2 separate regions of the Homo sapiens genome follow, and region 2 is linked to region 1. Evidence: chromatin contacts called from ENCODE Hi-C or POLR2A ChIA-PET data. All regions are on one chromosome and are shown on one strand. Each heading gives the region's core, a stretch centred on a gene start or an enhancer-like site at or near the end of the contact. The rest is flanking DNA. Distances are from core to core; before and after follow the strand shown. Region 1 holds the start of AHNAK (AHNAK nucleoprotein). Region 2 holds the start of ASRGL1 (asparaginase and isoaspartyl peptidase 1).

What was found. A loop is a pair of places that touch in the nucleus more often than their neighbours do. ChIA-PET counts read pairs that join two places held with the same protein, here RNA polymerase II (POLR2A). Pooled maps may share reads with other maps.
Region 2: a pooled map shows a loop between it and region 1 (2.9-fold over the local background). The contact joins the promoter of ASRGL1 here to the promoter of AHNAK in region 1. A Hi-C loop is called at or near these places in 1 of 37 single-sample maps with no recorded cell type and 6 of 50 pooled maps. POLR2A ChIA-PET finds 5 or more read pairs at or near these places in 1 of 52 experiments (OCI-LY7).

The regions. Positions count from the first base shown.
Region 1 is chr11:62,545,476-62,548,175 of GRCh38, forward strand. It overlaps AHNAK (AHNAK nucleoprotein), which reads right to left and starts at 1,331. Exons shown (of 5, transcript NM_001620.3): 1 at 1,185-1,331. RefSeq lists enhancers at 1-348, 349-859, 1,438-1,968 and silencers at 3-132, 663-782, 793-842, 1,123-1,192, 1,313-1,482.
Region 2 is chr11:62,336,020-62,338,719 of GRCh38, forward strand. It overlaps ASRGL1 (asparaginase and isoaspartyl peptidase 1), which reads left to right and starts at 1,429. Exons shown (of 7, transcript NM_001083926.2): 1 at 1,429-1,555; 2 at 1,871-2,148. The coding sequence starts at 1,959. RefSeq lists an enhancer at 1,340-2,009.

The DNA of each region.
Region 1 (2,700 bases), core at 81-2,580:
GCCAGGGACGGCCCAGGCCCTCGCACACTGCACACACACACCCCCTCCCCTTGCATGGGAAAGCCTTACATAACACAGCTCTGCACACACCCTAAGCACGCTGCCTTTCCAACTCTAGGCGAGACCTCGCTTCGGGCCCCCTCTCCTGGCGCGCACCGCTGGAGCGCAGGGTTCCAGCGAGCGCAGCTTAGCCCTCCTCCCACGCCAAGCCCGGCTCCTGCCCCCAACTCCCACACACAGCCCCTTCCTCCTCCCCTTTGCCCCTCACCACTCCTCCCTGAGTTCTGGTTTGAATTAGTCACCGGCTCCAACCACCACATTCCTCAGGCTGCTGGCGCCGGGCCAGGCTCTGGGGCGGGGGCCATCCCGCCCGGACGGGTTTGGGAGTTGGGCGGGGGGAAAGCGCCGCCTCCGGAGGGGAAGGGGCGGTCCCGAGGACTGGGCCGCCGCAGCGCACCCCCCTCCTCGCCCACCTCAGCATAGGAATCTCCCTAATTTTGTCCCCCTCCCCACCCATCCCGCTGGGAGGCGCATTGCAAACTTCCAGGTTCCGCGGCCCGAGAGGAAGGTTTTCTGGAGCGGGGAACGCGGAGAGGCAAGGCTAGGGCGGGGCAGCTGGAGGAGGCTGAGGGGCTGGTGGTACAGAACAGGGTGGGGCCTGGACGACTCGGGACGCGGTTAGGGGCAGAGGTGCAGGGAGCGCGGAAGGACAGCCGAGGGGGCGCACGGTGCGGGGTCGCGGAGGCGCGGAGGCGCTGGGGGCCGCGGTGGCGATCTCGGAAATTTCCCCTCCAGTAAACATGGGATACGAACGGAGCAGCCCCCGAGCCACCGCCCCATGCAGGGAGAGGAGGTGGGACAGAGGCCACCAGGCCCGGAACGGGGCGCCCTGCCTTGCAGTGGAGCCAACAGTCCGCCCTCCGGAGAAATAAAGAGTGGAGCAAAGCACTTCGGAGCGATTTTCCAACTTTAACCAACTTGCGCCCCAACTCCAGAGGCAGAACTCCGCTCCCAGAGAGCGACGCGTCGCCGCCCCGGGTGGCCCCGCTTGCTCCAAACTGCTTGAATCCTCACAGTGACACCCCCAACAACGCGCCCTGCCGGAGCACCGCAACCCACCTCCCCGCGACCCGCCCTTGGTGCCCCGGACCCCGATGGCGCCACGGTGCGCCTGGCGCCCCTACCTGAGGGCTCAGCCCCAGGGCACGGCCATAGCCGGCGCGAGGCCCAAGGCTGCGGTGCTGCGGCTACTGGCGGCGACGAGCCCCGTTCCGGGCGGGTCTGGCAGGGCGGGCGGTGCAGTCCCCGCGGCAGAGCAGCTCCGAGTGGCCGGGCCCCCGTGCGCGGAGGCGGCTCTTGTAACTCCGGCTCGGGCGGGCGGGTCTGCCCGGAGCTGTGGGGAGAGGGCGGGGCCGGGCGGGGCCGGAGCGGGGCTGGGACTGGCGAGCGGGGCAGACCCTGGAGGGACCCGGGAGTGGGCTGCTGGGGAGGGGGGCCGCTGGGGGACGCGGGGACATTCTTTCCCCCCCTCCCCGCATCCACTGCCCCCTGTCCTGTCCCGGACCTGGACCTGCTCTCCAACATGTGCACTGTGTGGCTTCATTGGCAAGAAACTCCTGCAGGCTCCCTGGGCTCACCCTCACAGCTGGAACTGCGAATCAACTTATTTTGCAGGAAGGGCCTGGGGGCTCTGAAGGTGGCTGGGTGATTCAGCCGCGACCGTCAGCTTGCTCCGGACCTTTGAGTTTTCTCTCAGCTTAGGCAACTACACTTCAGATCCCAGGCCCCAGCCTCCTTGCTTGGTTCCCAAGCTCCGTGCTGCCGCGCCCATTTCTCGCGTTCTCTCTTTCTGGGGGCCCCTCCGTCCATATCCGCACAGAACTGGCTTGGATTTCCACCCCCCAGGAGCCGGGGTCACCAGTGCCTCGCGCACCGCGGTGCTGCGCAGGCCGCGGGCATACGGGGGTGAGGACCCCGGGCGTTGGACAGCGGACCCGACGCCCACCTTCCTCTCCAGACTCCCGCCCCCAGGAGCCAGAGCCCCAGCGCTTCCTCTGCCTCCCATTCCTTCTCTGAGCGCCGCCCCCGCCTCCCCACTTGCGGGACGCTGAGTCTCCTAATTTACAGCGATTTCCCACAGCCACTTCTAACTACATCGAGATTTTATTAAACGTTTAATGATGGGGTGCGGGGGCCTTCTGGCTACACACTCCCCTCCACACTCCCTTTCTCTTCTCCCTCATGAGTCCTTTTATCCTCCCTCCTAGGTGGCCACCCACTGCCCGCTCCAAGCCAGTTTCCCCTCCTTCCCAAATGCTAAGGAAAGAGAGACCCCAGGCTGGGGAACTAAGGAGACCTGGCCAAGGCAGGAGCGCCCTCCTTGCTGCAAGATCATGAGTGGGCTGGAGCTGAGACCAGCTCGGCCCTGTCCTCTGAAATGGCAAACATGTTTACAGGCTAAAAATACCCAGCAGTCAACTCTGCTGCCAGCCCTGGGGGCTGTGTCCAGGTCCAGTTACCGGCACAGAGTACAGGCCGTGGGGGAGGGAAGAGACAGCCAGAGGAACCACAGACATGGGCACTCATATAATGGACACAGAAAGGTGGAGCCGCATGTGCAGACATCCAGACAGGCAGAGACATGTGAAAACACAAAGCGGAGACTTGGGCACCAGCATTTTCTCTTGCTCTCTCTAATAC
Region 2 (2,700 bases), core at 179-2,678, 210 kb before region 1:
AGAGATGGGGTTTGAGTTAGGGCTAGGCATAGGGTAGGGTTCAGGTTCCTATAAATAGCTGAAACCAAATGATGGTGAGCTGTATTATGATGACACAACTAGGCTCACGACCAGTTGAGACGTGCTAAAATAACCCTCTTCCAAGAGGTGAGTGTGGGAGACAGAATAACGGCCCTCAAAGGTGTCACATCCGAATCTCCACCTGTGAACACTCCTCACATGGCAAAAGGGACTTTGCAGATGAGAATAGAAATTGTAAGAAAGGGAGATTATCCTGGGTTATCTGGGTGGGCCCAATGTCATCCCAAGGGACTTCCTTTAAGAAGGAGGCAGGAGAGTCAGAGTCAGAAAAGAAAATCGTGATGATGGTGACAGAGAGAGAAGTGACGTAGCAGCAGAAACAGGCCAGAGGGAGAGAGAGTTAAAGATGCTAGGCTGTTGGCTTTGGCAATGGAGGATGAGGCCATGAGCCAAGGATACAGGCAGCTTGTAGAAGCAAGAAAAGACAGATTCTCTTCTGGAGCTTCCCGAAGGAACTCAACCCTGCAGACCCAGTTTGAATTTCTGACCACCAGAACTGTAAGATAATGTGTGTTGTTTGAAGCCAATAAATTTGTGGTAATCTCTAACAATAGGTCACTAGAAAGGGAATGACTGATCCTTAGTGGGGTGCCAGGGAGAAGGCTTTGCAGGAGGGGTTCATTTAAACTGGGCCTTAAGGCAGGAAACGAAGGTAAAACAGGAGTAAAGGGAATTCCCAAGAGTGGTAAAATATGTTATCAGTTGTGGGTAAACAAGAAGGGAAAGGACTCTCCTATCCACAGGAGATCAATCACAGTTTGCCTGGATCTGTCCCTGTTTATGCCCATTGTCCCAGTATAATTTTTTTTTCTTTTGATTCGGAGTTTCACTCTTGTTGCCCAGGCTGGAGTGCAATGGCGCGATTTCCACTCACCGCAACCTCCGCCTCCCAGGTTCAAACGATTCTCGTGCCTTAGCCTCCAGAGTAGCTGGGATTACAGGCATGCGCCACCACGCCCAGCTAATTTTGTGTTTTTAGTAGGGACAGGGTTTCTCCGTGTTGGTCAGGCTGGTCTCGAACTCCCGACCTCAGGTGATCCGTCCGCCTCGGCCTCTCAAAGTGCTGGGATTACAAGGCATGAGCCACTGCGCACAGCCTAGCGTTGCTTTTCAATCTGCAATTACAAAATCGTGGCATGCCACTTCACGCTTCTCGCCACCAACCCAACCACCCAGCCCCTAGCCTGGTCAGGAGCAGGAGGTTCCCCGCGTGCCACCAGGAAGCTCGGGCCGGCCAAGAGCGTAGACTCTTGAGAGGAGTGAGACAGGTGCGCGCCAGCCGGCCTTCGGGGCTTTATGGGAACTGGGCCGTGCGGCGGTCCCGCCCTCGTGCGCAGGCGCAGAACCGTTGTGACCAGAGCGGTTGCGGGCTGAGCGGTTTCGAGCCGGCGTCGGGGAGCGGCGGTACCGGGCGGCTGCGGGGCTGGCTCGACCCAGCTTGAGGTCTCGGCGTCCGCGTCCTGCGGTGCCCTGGGTAAGTCGGCGGCCCTCCCGGAGCAGCCGCCCGAGACGCGGGAGGGCGAATGAAATAAACGAAAATAGACATTTTCCCGAAGGCGAAATAGACATCCTCCTTCGGCGCCGGGGCTTGGAGGCGGGCGGCGGTGGGCGCGGGTTAACGTCCCCGGGGAAACTGAGACCCCCAGCAGGTCCGGGCCGGGGGCGGAGAGGAACGCGGGAGGGCGCCGGGCCCCTGGGCTTTTCGTACCAAGCTCGACCGAGCCGCCCCTACCCACCCCCAGCTGCGAACCCAGCCGTTCAGAACAGAGACTGGGCATTGTCCCCACAGGGTCTCCCGAGGACCTTGTACCCGCGCGGCTTCCTTGGGCTGGCTTTGGACGACGCTTTCGCCTTCCTGCTGCCTAGGATCCGCCGACATGAATCCCATCGTAGTGGTCCACGGCGGCGGAGCCGGTCCCATCTCCAAGGATCGGAAGGAGCGAGTGCACCAGGGCATGGTCAGAGCCGCCACCGTGGGCTACGGCATCCTCCGGGAGGGCGGGAGCGCCGTGGATGCCGTAGAGGGAGCTGTCGTCGCCCTGGAAGACGATCCCGAGTTCAACGCAGGTAAATGTGCCTTTCAGCTAGTAAATAATGTGAGTCAGGTCAAGCTCCTTCTTCAGAATAAATAGAACCTACATAGTGTTAGGGAATCTAATGAGCTTTGGGGTGAAACTAAGTATGTAAAAAAGAAACAATATTTAATTTTTCTACCTGTGCTGAAAAGAGTCAAACGCTAAAATATTTGTAGAGATTTATACTGAGGCAAATATGAGTGACCAATGGCCTCTGATACAGCTCTTGGGAAATCCTGAGAATGTGTGCTTCTGGAGAGACATAAGATGTCAATCAGTACATACAAGACATACATTGGTTCCATCTGGAGAGGTGAGACTACTGGGGGAGGGGGAGTGGTTTCCAGGTCATAGTTAAGATTCAAAGATTTTCTGATGAACAATTGATTTAAAGTTTTGTCCAAACACCTGGAATCCACAGAAGGGAATGTCTGGATTATATAAGGACTTGTGGCTGCAGATAGAATTAATAGAAGGCGGTTTAGCACGGTGGCTCACGCCTGTAATCCCAGCACTTTGGGAGGCCAAGGCGGGTGGATCACCT